Linked DNA regions of Homo sapiens: region 2 is linked to region 1. Evidence: chromatin loops called from intact Hi-C (ENCODE). Cell type or tissue: PC-3. All regions are shown on one strand.

Region 1 (8,000 bases):
GGAGGTAGGGGTGAAGAGAAAAGCACGTGTCATGTCATGAAGGGCTTTGTATGCATGCCTTTTATCCTGAAGGTCTGAAGATATTTAATCAAAAGAGTGACAACACCAGAACTGGTTTAGGAAGAGAACTTTGACTATATGTCACTTTCTATCTTTATAATATCACATCTAACCAAGTTCTCTATTTGAACATAGAAAACAGCAAACCTCTCTCCTTCTTTCCCTTATTATGTTGGTAGAACTTCACCAACAATTCAGAATAACTGCTCTTGAGAAGGCTGTTTTCTCAAAACTCTCCAATAATGTAAGTTTGATTATTACCACCAAATTCCTTTCCTCCTCTTTTTCCTTTCCTCCTCTTTGGTTTCACAAAACAGAATGAAACAAAAATGAGCAGAACAAGAAAAATGTTGCTTTGGATGTGATGAATGATCACATTTAATATTGTTCTCTTGGAACATTTTTCTCTTTAGAAAAATATTATCAAATAGCTAACAAAACATGCAAAAAGGCAAAACCTATTAACTTAACTCAGTTTAATCACCTAATGCCTGTATACAGCTCACGCTTTTAATTGCATTACAACTTCACTCTTTCTACCTTGTTTCAAAACACAATATTTCTATGCCTTCTCTGGGTTTCAAAAACCACTCCTCAACTGCATTTTAGTGACTATACTTTTTATTTTTTGTGGGGGGATGGAGTCTCACTCTGTCTCCCGGGCTGGAGTACAGTGGTGCAGTAGCATGATCTCGACTCACTGCAACCTCCGCCTCCCGGGTTCAAGCAATTCTCCTGCCTCAGCTTCCCAAGTAGCTGGGACTACAGGCATGCACCACCACACCTGTCTAATTTTTGTATTTTTAGTAGAGACAGGATTTCACCATGTTGGTCAGGCTGGTCTCACTCTTGACCTCAGCTGATCCTCTTGCCTCAGCCTCTCAAAGTGCTGGAATTGCAGGCGTGAGCCACCACACCTGGCCAGTTTTGCTCTTTTGTATAAATCATGTGGACAAAGGAATACATAATGTACGTACATATATATTTCTTTAAATTTTAATAAAAACTATGAAGTAAACATCAGTGTATCCATCATCCAGTATAACATATGAAAGATTAAAAACAAGTTTGAAGCCCTTCTTACAGTTCTCTCCACATCCCTCTCCCTCTTCCCAGGAGCACTTAGGATTCTAATATTCTTGTAAATTACTCCTTTGTTTTCCGTGCAGTTATGATATTTAAGTGGGAATCTCTAAATACTATAGCTGAGTTTTGATTCTTTGGAACTTTGTATAAATAAAATAAAAATAGATTGTCTGCCATGCAGCTTCTATAAATCAAACAAAAGGATTTCTGTGAAGCTTAAGGGCACTGTCCCTCAGCTGTCTAGCAGGAGCCCAAGGTAGAGAAGGGGTACTCTTAAAGAGACTTGTGGTGTAAGTTTGTCTAACGAATATATGGAAAAGTCCAGCAAAATTCTCAGAAGGGTTACATTTCCAGCATCATTGCCAGCTGGGCCTGAGGAGAAAAATAATAGTATGGAGTTAGGAGAGGCCATTGAACCCCCAGAGTTTTACCAGCAAGAAGAAGACTGAGAGAACTGCTCAGCTACAGGCATGTGCTGCCTGTTTGTAAAAATAAAATTATGGGGGTGGAAATAAGAGCCCGAAGAGAGGAGCAGGGAGCCACAGTGAATTCTTCCCAGACTTTGAGAGCTAATAGAGTACTTTCCAATTTGCCTGGCTGGATTTCAGAATTTTTATGGACTCCTTAGAGGCTCCCATTTTATCTCTTTTGAACATGAATGTTTATAGTAGCTATACTATGCCTTCCCCCCATCATATTAATATGTTAGGGGTGAGGGTGGAAGACAACCTCTCAGTTTTGTTTCACATATCTGTAGATCAGGAGAAACTGTATGTGGGGAGCTGTACCCAAGGAATCACATCAATGAGCCTCATCTACTCCTGGTCCAGGTTTAGATGGCAAGATCCTGGGCTTTAAGGCAATGGTATAACAGAATGAAATATGACCTATGGTGTGTAGTGAATGTAGTTCATGTCCTGGGAGCCACAGGACAGTCTGTGGTAGGCAGCTGCCAAAAAGATCTCTGATGAGACTTGCTTTTTAGTTCTCATACCCTTGTGTAATCACGTTGAGTATGAGATGGACTTAGTGACTTTCTTCTAATAAATATGGTAGACATAATGGACTGTCATTGTCAAGATTAGGCTATAAAATAATTGTGGTTTCCATCTTAAGTTGGTTTGCTCACTCTCTCTCGCTCGCTCTCTCTCGTCATTTGCCCTCTGGAAAGAAAATTGCCCGTGGAGAGGCCCACATGCTGAGGAACCAAAGCCTGCCAATAACTAGGTAAGTAAGCATGGAAGTAGATTGCCCCCCTTCAGTTTGAGATGAGACCACTGTCCCAACCAACAACTTGAATGCAGCCTCATGAAAGACCTTGTGCCAGAAGTACTCAGCTAAACTTCTCCCGTGTTCCTGATCCACATAAAGTGAAAGACACTAAATGTTTGTTATTTTAAGTTGCTGAGTTTGGAGTTAATCTGTACTGTATCAATAAATAACTAATACAGACTTTGTTGAAAGCAATACAAAACAAATATATATTTACCTCAGATCCTTGATTACCTGATTTCTTAGTCTGCATGGTTTATAAGCCAAGACTAATTAATTCTGTCAAAAATAATTCCAAAGTTTCTGAACCAGTAGGTCTGAATAGCCAGACTATACAAAATGTATATCCTCCGTGATAACTGCTTAAAGTGAGTATAGCAGTATAAAGTGATTATAATACCTTATGTTTACATAGGTTTTTGTTTACAGACCAGTTTCACATAAATGGCCCATTTTTATTCTCAGAAATCAGTCTATGAACTTAGCTATTACAATTTCAGTTTTAAAGATGAATAAAGTAGATAGCAGAAAAGTTAGAGACAAGCACATACTCATTTTCTAATAAATAACAAAACAGGCCTTAAATGTTTGCCTTGTAACTCCACCATCTACCCTCAGCACTGTTTTGGAGTTGTTCTGGTTTGATGGCAGTCTGCAGTTGTATAGACCTAGAAGAATAATTTTTAAGTGCCAGACACTGCTTAGCATCTTATAAATTACAACTTAGCTCTAAGAATATACTGGCTTACTCAGATTAAAATAGCTGATAACTAAATGATTCTATTACATAAAAACAAAATAAGCAGGCTTTACTAATAGACCTAATCATTATTAGATGAGCACTATTTTTCACTATCAATAGCCTTGATATAAAGAAAGCAACTTAAATTCAGAGCCAAGTTTTGCCTCTGACTATAAAATTGGAGGCTCTTAAATATATGATAAAAAAAATCTGATTGCATCTTCTCTCATTTTTTTGCCACTACTGTCATTCTAAAATATTCAGGGCTCCAATTTTCCTCAACTTTGCAGAAAGCATTGAAAGTAATTTTGTGGAAAGAAAGCAAAATGTGGCAGATTATCTCTATTACATACATCAAAAAATATAGCATTCTATTCTCAAGTTAAAATATACCAAAGAGACCCTGTGGTTTTTGTGTAGGAAGAGATTGAAAGAAAATCAACTGAACATACCTCAAAACAAAAAAAAACAAAACAAAAAAAAAAAAAAAAAAGGGAGGTGGGGCCTTCTCAACAATGCTTTCTAAATACGCTGTTAAGTTTTTAGACTCCCAGTGGTTTCAGAAGACAGGTAAGCAAAAACTTTTTATATTTAATTTATATTTCCCATCCATCAAAGATTGCTTTTTAAATTTGTTTTTTATGGCTTTGTCAGCAGCCATTTTTCAATAGAGGTATAAATGTAACTTGAATTTTTAATGATAAACTGATAAAAGTCATTTTCATAAAACAAAAAATCGCTATTTCAAATCTTTTAAGGTATCTTTTTAAGTTTTTTGAATTGGAGTTCACATTTACAAAAGGTTTCAGATGGCTAGTGGAAACTTGAAAATTCATTCAGTAAAGAGATTTCTGCTTCTATGGCACTTTTAATGAACTAATGTATGCATTTTTTTTGAGTATTTTACAAAGAAAGATATTTGCATAAAAATAGAATTTGCATTTTTAAGAGATCATCTGTTCCTTATTCTTCTTTACTCAAAATCATAATGTTATCTTTACAACATCATAATCCTTTCCACAGGGACAAAATCTGATGTCATAAACGACCATTATGATTTCAAGTGTGCAATAAGCACAGACAGAAAATACACTTTTTATTTTTGTAAAAGAAAAAAAACTTCATTTACAAAAACAAAATTCACAGCATTTGACAAAACAGTCAACATTTTACACCTGTTGTTTTTTTCAGCAGATCTCCAGCACATTTTACACTTCTAAAGGCAATCTGTAATGTCTACTTAAATGGATAATAACTTGATTTTAGCATCTTACAAGAAAGAGCCTTAATTCTCGGTGTTCTAACAAAATTATCTTTATCATTCAGAGCAAAAAAGAGGAATTTAATTCCTAGGAAAAAAAATCTGAAGCTTTAAAGGTTCATATAGTCAGTTAATTACAATTTTGAGTCATATGGACTGGATGAGATTTTTCTACACATCTTTGTAAAACACGCATCAAATCATATCAGTACCTTTTTTAAAACTCTTCAATACCTTCCCCAGCACCCTCAAGACAAAGTCTGAATTTTTCTGCATGACAGGCACATGTGCACCTTCACATTTTGGTCTCTGAGTGTCTAGAATCATCTCACCTCTGTCCTCCTTCCCCTCCAACCTCTTTCCCTATCCACACACTGACTCACAGTTTTTTAACACTATGAACTCTCCCATATTTTCAATAGCTTGTAAAACATTTATTATTTCATAAATCGTTCTTTCCCTAGCTTTACTTTGTTCACCTTGTAAACACCTTCTAAAACTTTGTGAGAATGCCATCTTTCCCCTGAAGCATTTCCTGATCCTCAGCCAGAATGTGTTATTCCCTCCTCTGGAGTCCCAGAATTTTGTTCTGTCATAGTACTTAAGAAACAATGTTTTCATTATGAAACAGTTTGGCTCTGTGTCCCCACCGAAATCTCATCTTGAACTGTAATCCCCATGTGTTGAGGGAGGGGCCTGGTAGGAAGTGATTGGACCATGAAGGCAGTTTCCCCCATGCTATTCTCATGATAGTGAGTGAGTTCTCAGGGGATCTGATGGTGTTAAGTGGTGGTTTCCCCTGCACTTCTCTCTCACCTGCCATCATGTAAGAGGTGCCTGCATCCCCTTGCCTTCCACCATGATAATGTTTTCCTGAGGCCTCCCCAGCCACGCAGAACTATGAGTCAATTAAACCTCTTTTGTTTTATGAAATTACCCAGTCTCAGATAGCATTTTTATAGCAGTGTGAAAACGGATTAATGCAAATTACTTGTTTTTCTACTTACCTCTCCCTACTAGAAAGTGAGTTCCTTGAGGTCTGTGTCATCAGGACATAGCAAATGGAAGATAATAGAGATTTTTATTAACTGAGTGGATAAAGGAAGGCAAGGAGAAAAGATGGAATGTCTGATGCCATGATGGAATATATCTAATTATTTCTAACTGGAGATCGAAGCTGACCTATACTCCAAATTTTGATACAGAGTTAAGGAAGAAATTATGCTTGATAATTTTGTATTTTTTTCTTAAATAAGCATTAAAATGATGACTTTACATGTCTTGTAAAAGAGAAAGAGTATGTAAAGTTCCTCAACAGGAGAGAAAACATTATCATAGCTAACATGTAACATTAATGTGCCAGATATAATCATTTTATGTGCCAGATATAATCAGTATGACCTCATTTAATTGTCACAGAGGTAGATTATCACAAGTCCTATTTCCCAGGTAATAAATCAATGCACAGAAAAGCACCATAGCTAATAATTAGGAAGAAACTGGAACTAGAACCTAGATCTGTCTTGAGTCCAAGTTCTCAAAGTTATACTAGAAGCCCCAGATAAGCTAAAAAATAAAAAGCATAATCTATAGTTTATATATAATAGAAATGACTTCATGAATATTGCATTATAAAAGTGAAAAAATAAAAGTTTCCCAAACATGGGCCATCCAAGCCACATATTTCTTTGATAAATTGGAAAGACCTATAGGAGGTGGCAGGCAGCAAGATAGACTGCACTTATACCTTTGATTATAGTGTTATCTAAAACAAGTCTTTCAGTATTCTAAGTATTCCCATGAAAAAAAATGTGCATAGTATTTGCTACCTAACCAATCTCATAGAAATATTGTGTAAAATACTGAGTTCATTTTCATAAAACTTTTTAGATATTCAGATTAAATACTTACTTCGGATATATATAAACTATTATTAGCAATAACACTATTTTGTCTTTCAAAAAAAAAATCTGCTACTTTAATAGGGGATTAAATCCTACTGATTACTTCCCCACAATTCCATTCAGGTGAATATATCTTCTAAATGACTTGCACATAGACAAACCTTCTAAAATTCATCTCAAATTTATGCATCTGTGACATATATAAACAGACACAATAACTGCCATTAGATGACAGCCTTAAACGCTACTCAGAAATGCCCTGCACATAAATATCCTCCAGGTGGATAAATGGCTTTTGCAAAATTTCTTTTTTTAGCAGGAAAACTACAGAGCTTATTTTTCCTTGTTGTGCTTCTAGTGTGCAAGCGTGAAGGAAACTATAAACATGCTCTATCCCCGTGGTCTCAAAGAGTGCTCTCCATATTACCAGCATCAGCATGGCCTGGGAACCTGGTAGAAATTCAACTTCTTGGGCCTCTTCAAACCTTCTGAGTCAGAAACTAAGGAGTGAGACCTATCAATCTGTGTTTTAACAAGCTCTCCAGGTGGTTCTGACAGCCTCCACAGTTCAGGAACCATTGGCCTACCACCATTCTTGTTTCACTGGTGAGAAAATTGAAGCACTGAGTTAAATAATTATTCAAATTATTCAAGTCTAAACAAAATAATTTTGTGTAAGAAGCCAGTAGGTTCTCTCTTTCCTCATTTTCCCCTCGTTGATTACCATTGAAATCACATTTCTAGGGTCACAATACAGAAATGCCAGTGTTGGTTTTCTGAATCCAATGTTTTCAAGACTTAAGGTCTAGATATACAGATGGAAAACAATACCTTTGAGCACTTTATTCCACAGTTAAGACTAGCGGAGCTTTTCTGAGACTGGTGTAAGTGCATCCTTGAGTAGAGAGGCAGCAGGCTTGCTCAGTTGCTCACTTCGTGGAGCTTATCTTTTCAAGCGGATATTTTTAAGCGTGGAGAGAACAAGTGATGCATAACAACTCTGAGCAATTAGAAGACATGAGAGAGGGCTAAATGGCCAACTAAATGCAGCCAGGTGGAACAGCTGCCACCAGGGTACCAAGAGGACTGGCATACTCCTAATAGATTTTCAGAGGGAAGGCATGGAGAGTGCACGGAGTGAACACGCAGAAGCTGAGGTGAAGGGGAAGAAGCTGGGAATCATGCACAGGGCTGCTGTGCACCAGGACTCGTTCTTAGCCCCCAAAGACTCTGGGGTAAGTGGTGAGTTGAACTAGCAAGGAGAAACCCGCTCTTGCCACAGGCCTCTGGAACTACAGCAGGAGGAGACCGCTCGATCACCATGGACACTTGACTTGGCAGGGAGAGCTGCTTAGAGAAGTGATAGGGGCAGCAAGCCAGCTGATATGGAGCCCAGAGGGTTTGGTGTGGGGGAATCTATAGTGAAGCATAGCCAGGAACAGTCATCTCCCTGGGCTCGACTTGCACCCATAGGAGACTTTAGCCCTATGGGAACTGTCAGACATAAATTCCGCAGTCTTGCCCATCAGACCTGGCTGGTCTGACTTGAGCACCCCTTGGTCTGATGGCCTTTTCTAGGGCCTCAGCCTGGCCATGCCTGCCTGTAGGACCGCCTCAGGTGCCCTGGGGACCTGCATCATAGCTACTGTGCTGGCAGACCATGCCTAACTGGTGA
Region 2 (8,000 bases), 84 kb before region 1:
TTCTTTACACCAATAGTGAACAATCTAAAAAAGAAATCAAGAAATGAACCCCATTTACAATAGCTACAAAAATGAAGAGTCCTAGGAATAAATTTAAGCAAGGAAATAAAAGATATCTACAATGAAAACTATAAAATGTTAGTGAAAGGAATTGAAGACACACACAAAAATGGAAAGATATCCAGTGTTCATGAGTTGGAGGAATTAACATTCTTAAAATGTTTCTACTACCAAAAGCAATCTACAGGTTAATTGTAACCCCTATTAAAATACCAGTGACTTTCTTCACAGAAATAGAAAAAATAATTCTAAATGCGTAAGAAACAAAAAAGATCCCAAAGAGCCAACATATTACCTGACTTCAAAATAAACTACAAAGATACAGTAACCAAAATAGCACAATACTGTCATAAAAATAGACACATAGACCAATGGAACAGAATAGAGAACCCAGAAATAAGTCCATGCACTTACATTCAACTGATTTTTGACAAAGGTGATAAGAACACAAATTAAGGAAAGGACAGCCTCTGTAATACATGGTACTGAGATAACTGGATACACACAGGCAGAAAATTCAAGCTATACCCTTATCTCTTACTATACAAAAATCAACCAAAAATGGATTAAAGACTTACAAGTAACACTTGCAAGGATAAAACTACTAGAAGAAAACATAAGGGAAATGTTTCCTGGCATTGGTATGGGCAAGGATTTTTTTTGATATGACCTCAAAAGTACAGGCAAAAAAAGCAAAAACAGATAAATGGGGCTACCTCAAACTACAAAGCTCAGCACAACAAAGGAAACCATCAATAGAGTGAAGAAACAACCTACAGAATGGAAGAAAGTATTTGTAAACTATGCATCTGATACAGGTTTATTATTCAGAACACATAAAGAACTCAAACAACTTAATAGCAAATCATCATCATCATCAACTGATTTAAAATGGGCAAAAGACCTTATAGACATTTCTCAAAAGGAGACATAGAAATGTCCAACAGGTATATGAAAAAATGCTCAACATCACTAACCATCAGGGAAATGCAAATTGAAACCACAATGAGATATCACCTCACATTTGTTAGGATGCTGATTATCAAAAAGACAGAGATAGCAAGTACTTGTGAGAGTGTGGAGGAAAAGGGAACTTTGTATTTCATTGGTGGGAGGACACGTTGGTACAGCTGTCATGGAAAACAGTAGGAGATTCCTCAAAAAATTTAAAAAATAAAACTATGATATGATCCAGTAATCCCACTACTGGGTATATATGCAAAGGATATAAAATCAGTATGTCAAAGAGATATCTGTACTCCCACATTTATTGCAGCTCTATTCACAATAACCAAGATATGAATCTACCTAAGTGTCCATCAACAGATGAACAAATACAGAAAATGTAGCCTGTATTCACAATGGAGTACTATTCAGTCTTTAAAAAAGAATGCAATCCTGTCACTTATAACAACATGGATGAGCCTGGAGGACATTATGTTAAGTGAAATGAGCCAGGCACAGAAAGATAATGATCTCACTCAAATGTGGAATCTAAAAGAATTGACTTCATAGTAGATAGCAGAACAGTAGTTACCAGAGGCAGGGGAGGAAAGGAAGGAAAGGTAATAGGCAGAGATTAGTCAATGAGTACAAAGTTACAGTTAGGAAGAAAAAATGCTGATTTTCTATTGCACAGCTGGGTCACTATGATTAACAATACTATATTATATATTTTAAAATAGCTAGAAAATAGATTGTATTAGTTCGTTCTCACACTGCTAATAAAGACATACCCAAGACTGGGTAATTTATTAAGGAAAGAGCTTTAATTGACTCACAGTTTAGCAGGGCTGGGGAGGCCTCAAGAAACTTACAGTCATGGTGGAAGGGGAAGCAAACACATCCTTCTTCACATGGTGGCAGGAGAGAGAATGAGAACTGAACAAAGTGGGGAGCCCCTTATAAAACCATCAGATTTCATGAGAACTTACCGTCATGAGAACAACATGGGGAAAACCACCCCCATGATTCGATTACCTCCCACCAGGTCCCTCCCATGATACATGGGGATTATGGGAACAACAATTCAAGATGAGATTTGGGCAGGGACATAGCCAAACCATATCAGAAGTTTTGAATGTTATCACTACAAAGAGACATTAAATGCATGAGGTGATGGATATGCTAAATATCCTGATTTGATCTTTACACAATGTATACATATACGGAAATATCACACTGTACCACATAAACATGTACAATTATTATGTGTCAACTCTAAAAACTCTCATTACTATATGCTTTTCATAGAATATTTATGATGAGCATTTTAAGCCTTGATGTCTTGATGTTTTCCATGAAGACTTGACTTTGACATGTTGATAGTCTCTTCTAGATCTGAAATTGTGAATTTTACTACGGGTGATTTTAGAAATCATGAACCTCTTGCTAACTGATGTTTCAAATTTTTAATTTGCTTTATATAGGAAAAAGTCTCTAGTTGATTGCAATAGCTTCAGATACATCAAGGAACCCTTGTGAAAAAGGTTAAAAATTATACAAATCATTTAAAACTCAGAGACTTAACGTATCTTAAATATTAAATAAATGCAAAATGGATAAATTAACACAGTAACTTGTATAGAGACTCTTGAAACGCTTGAAAGAGATTTTAAGATGGCCTAACATAATGGAGGACCAATTCATTCCCTATCCCTCAATGATTTCACCATACATATTCTTGCCCTTGGAGCCTCTAGGACCAACTACGTTTCATTTCATATATTAATTAAATGATTTCTGAAACTATATATCTCCCATATCATATGTCCTGGTATCTACAAACCATAGTCTATGAAACTTAAACCATTGTTTTATCATCGAAACCTTTGTTTTCACTTGCCCAATATGCTTACTGTTACAGGATTACTCCATTTACACAGGATGAAACATGTGTCATACATATTTTTTAGCCACTTTCACTCTTCATTACCTTTTCAAGTCTTTGTTTTCTATCATTTTGGAAGCTATAAAAGTGAATCATAAGCTGACCTGCTTTTTAATCATAAAATAGCTATGATTTGGATAGCATCAAACTGTTTCAAATTCCAACCTCACCCTAAAAAGTACACATTATCTTCTATTTAATTAAGATACTAAAACACATAGAATTTGTCACCCCTTCTCATGGGCCCCCTTCCCAAATTCTTTAGCTATTAAGTGGCTTAGCTGGGATTTGGACCAAGGTCTGTCCAACTCCACAGTCCCTGACGTATCCAAAAGAACTGCCATCTATACATAAATACAACAATGACAAAAGTCATTTTCTCTAAGTGCTCTGATATGATCATTCCCTGTCATAGTAATTCATTTTACTTTCAATCATCATTTACCTATGTTTTACTCTCCCCAAGTTGCACTACTCTTACTTAAGTGTGTTTATATAGTTTTGTAGTCTTTACTAGTATCAAGTAAACCTATGTCATTAATTGATTTAACAATGAGTATTAATCTATGTGCTGAGTTCATCCATTACTATTCTTGGTTTCTTTTATTCATAACTTGATTTAAGTTTTTATTTACCCTTTTATGAAACTTTTCTTAATATATTCTAACAAGCTTCAAGTTCATCTATTCTAAACACTCAAAAACCATTTGGATTCAGGAACATAATCTCTGTACAGTTGCAATTGTTTTATACATGTTTGTTCACTTGTATTAATTCTTGCTCCCTTGTTCTCCAGTATTGCTATGTGCATGGAATTTTCCAGAGAACTTGGTGGAGTGGCCCATCAATGAATGCATATGCTTGGCTCTTGCTATATGCTCTGAACATGGTAAAAATCAGGTGTACTCGTCAGGGTTCTCTAGAAGGACAGAACTAATAGGATATATGTATATGTGAAGAGGAGTTTATTAAGGAGAATTGCCTCACATAATCACAAGGTAAAGTCCCATGATGGGCTGTCTGCAAGTTGAGGAGCAAGGAAGCCAGTAGTGAATTGGTCCAAGTCCCAAAACCTCAAAAGTAGAGAAGTCGAGAGTGCAGCTTTCAGTCTGTGGCCAAAGGCCTGAGAGTCCCTGGCAAACCACTGGTGTAAGTCCAAGAGTCCGAAGACGAAGAACTTACAGTCTGATGTTCAACAGCAGGAAGCATCCATCACAGGACAAAGTTGAAGGCTGGAAGACTCAGCAAGTCTGCTGATGCCACCTTCTTCTGTCTGCTTTTTCTAGCCCTAGCCCTAGCCCTAGCAGCAGAGTGGATGGTGCCCACCCAGATTAAGGGTGGGTCTGCCTCTCTTAGTCTACTGACTCAAATGTTAATCTCCTTTTGCAACATCCTCACAGACACACCCAGGAACAATGCTTTGCATCCTTCAATCCAATCAGGTTGACACTTAATATTAACCATAACATCAGGGAAGCCATAAATGCTGAGGATGGTTAAGCAAAGAAAAAAAAATGGTTTATCTTCAAACTTTAATTACCTGTCCAAAATGAGAAGGTAATATATCAGAATACAAAAAGATAGGGTCTCAAACAATTACAGTCTACCTTCTAGTAAGTCACAGATTGCACTGCACCCTTGAGGTGGGGTTGAAGGATTACAATACTAAAATTTAATTTCCTATAGTAATATCCTATAGTACACATGAGACAAAGAAAATTGGCACAGAATTAAAATATGACAAAGTTGGCTAACTCTTGGGAGGCTTTCAAAAAATGTTTATTTATCGAAAAAATGCCTAAAACATTGTTACTTTTTTAGTTTTAATGCTGTTATTCTATTTATACAGAAGTGAGATGGAGTTAAGGTGAAGGGAATTTTGTTCTCTGTAAACCATCCATCCACTTTATCACAAAGTTGTACTATGTAAATAAGTCAGAAATCCAAACTTAACAATTTGGTCATAAAAACCACCAAAAAATTTTTTAATGTCATTGTTTTAGTTCATTTGGGCTGCTATAACCAAATACCTTAGACCGGGTAGCTTCTAAGCAACAGAAATTTATTTCTCACTATTCTGGAAGTTGGGAAGTCCAAAATTCAGGCACTGGCAGGTTCAGTACCTTGTGAGGTTCTAATTCTAGCTGTGTCTTGACAAGGTGAAAAGAAAAAGGCAGCTCTCTGGGGCCTCTTTTACAGAGCATGGATCCCATTAATGAGGGTTCCACTCTCATGATCTAATTGCCTCCCAATATTCCACCGCTAACACCATCACGTCGGCGATTAGGTTTCAACATACGAATTTTGGAAGGACACATTCAGACCATGGCAGACATATAATAAAATAGCATATTCTATATATCTTCTTTATTAACATTGTATTTATTTACAAGGCAAATATAATATTCTGGTTTTATTAAATACTAGTGAATTCACCAAAATATCAATAAATTATATAATTGAAAGTAATAACTGATTTCCTCAATTTTATTGATAAGCATTGAAAATAAATATATTAATGCATTTTAAATATTAAAACTTCAGTAACTGTGTGGTGTTTTGCCCAACCTGCAACAAATCTTTTTGTTATGTTACTTTTAAGCAAAGATTACAATTTCCAAAGACAAAAAACTTGTTACATATTGTTAAACCTGTTTCCTCCCAAAATTACCAAAAAATAAAAATAAAACAATTTTAATGTGCAAAACTGAAAAGTAGCTACTTGTGCAGTTATTACAAAACTTTATTTCAAACGAAAGTTTTAACCCTTTCTATTGCTAAAACTGATAATTTATTATGTGCTTCCTAATTTATTTTCCTTAGTGCACTCTTTAAAACTCAGCATAATATCTTTAACACAGTAATCATTTTTCTTTACAATGACAAAGCTAAAATCTGCTCAAATGTAGGGCTAATTCTTTTATTTTTCTCTTTGGTGAATAATTAGTAAGCACCAGGCCCTGAGCTAGGCAAAATGGTTACAAAATTCACAGTCACCAAAGGATTCCATTTATTAAATAAAGTTTCTTGATTACGAACTGTCCTCTGATTGCAAACACTGACTTTTCTGAAATTTTATTACATTTAGTCAAAATAGTTTCAGATCAGAATCTATAACGTTCAAACAAGAATCATTCAAAATTCTCTTTAATGGGCATATCAGCTTGGATGGTTATAGATTCATCTATTCTTATTCTGTTGGCAAGTTGTATTAATAATTCTCTTAAAAATTGGTAATGATGACTGAGACCCTAAAATATGACCCATCCAATAGCCCTAATAATGCATTTCTTTAGACAGGACCTGCCTGTACCATGAGTGTATGGTCGAAAACAGGGATGCACCAGTAATCACAGTGGGAAAACTGCTAAAGGAATGATTAAAGGACCTTGTTAATCACAACTTGAGTAATTTATCATAGCAGTAGACAGTTTAGGAAGTATAGTCCAGGACAACAACCTTGCACACAGCAATTAGAAGTAGAATAGCATGAAGGAACTCAGAACATTTCAGTGAAGAAAAATGTGTAAAAGAAAACGTCTTAAGTGTTGACTTAAGTCATAATGACTGTGAATATACATATGAGATACTGAGGTCTAAACAAGGATGAACCTGCATTGACTTTGCCTTAGATAATCAAGTGTTCTTAACCACTGTTTTTAGACTTAGGAAAAATTAGAAATTCTAGTATTATAAAAAAGTTCTCCTCTTTAACTATGACACTTTTTTTGCTTGCTTATTGACTGATTAAAACGTCGTGCATTCACATGCCTCAAAATTCCAAAAGTGCAGAGAATAGAGTAATAAATTTTCCTTAACTCCTATCTTGCCACCTAGTTCTCCTCTTCAGAGGCAACTAATAACAATATCATATATAATGCTCAATGCATATATGAGCAAATATATTCCTTCCTTTTACACAAATGATATTCTATTTACCTGGGAGCTTATTTTCCAAGGAAAAAAATACCATGGAACTTATCCCCTAACAGCAATAAATTTACTTTCTCTTTTCAGTAGATAGTATTCTATTGAATGGATGTATCATAATTTATTTGACCAGCTCTATGTTGATAGACATTTAGTTTGTTTTCAGTCTTTTGCTATTTCAAACAATGCTGCAATGACTTGTATTATACATGTCATTTTGTACATAGGTAAGTAATCTCTAAGATAAATTCCCAGAAGTAGAGTTACTAATTTTAAGAGTATGTGTGTTTGTAACTTTGATAAATGTTGCTAAATTACCCTACATAGATTTTTTTAAATGCCTCTTTCACACACACTCACTAATGCTCAGTGTTACCAAGCTTTGTGATCTTTTCCAATTTAATGGGTCAATCAAGATATTTCAGTATAACTTTCATTTGTATTTCTCATTATGAATGAGATTTATACCTTTCCATGTATATTTTAGAGCCATTTATATTTCCTTTCATGTAAACTGGTCATAATCTTTGCTCATTTATCTTTTGGATTACTGGTCTATCTAGAGTTTTTTATATAAGATTCTTTATATTAAAAAATCTTATGTATCTGTTCTTTACAGATACATAAAAGTTGGCACTTTGTGATATGAATTGCAAATATTTTCCTAGTATTTTCAGAGTTAATGAACATTAAAAATTATTTACTGCTTTTATATTTGAATGAAAATTTGGATGATATAAGATACTTGGGTCATACTTTCTTTTCTTGAAAATTTTAGAGACATTTCTCCACTGTCCTCTAGAATTAAATACTACTGTTGAGAAGTCTGATGTCAGCCTGTTTTGTTTTTACTCTCTAGAGATGAATTATTGCTTTTGCCTGATTGTCCAAAGGATTCTTTCTTTATCTTCAAAGTTCAGCAGTTGTATTAGGATATGTCTCCGTGTTGATCATAACATGTTAATTTTTCCTAAGACCTGACATGCCATTTCAAAGTTAATATTTTCTTCAATCATATTTCAAGTATTTATTCTCATCTATTATATAGGAATTTCCAATAAGTGTAGGTTAGATCTCCTTTGTCTGTCTCCCTAGATATCATTTTATCTCTAATCATTTT

The links. Peaks named below come from ENCODE experiments on the same cell type or tissue, not always from the same donor. Only the 100,000 strongest peaks of a DNase experiment are listed, where the experiment ranks them.
Region 2: a loop joins it to region 1, with 9 times the contacts of the local background. A loop is called at or near these places in 1 of 110 quality-filtered maps.

Annotation. Positions count from the first base shown.
Region 1 is chr13:60,870,103-60,878,102 of GRCh38, reverse strand. No RefSeq gene overlaps it. Among named protein-coding and RNA genes, the nearest start is that of LINC01442, 43 kb to the left of the region's middle. In PC-3, no CTCF peak of the experiment used is centred here; no DNase peak of the experiment used is centred here; H3K27ac peaks cover 1,505 bases.
Region 2 is chr13:60,954,595-60,962,594 of GRCh38, reverse strand. No RefSeq gene overlaps it. Among named protein-coding and RNA genes, the nearest start is that of LINC01442, 42 kb to the right of the region's middle. In PC-3, a CTCF peak has its summit at 4,579; a DNase peak (open chromatin) is centred at 3,084; H3K27ac peaks cover 1,355 bases.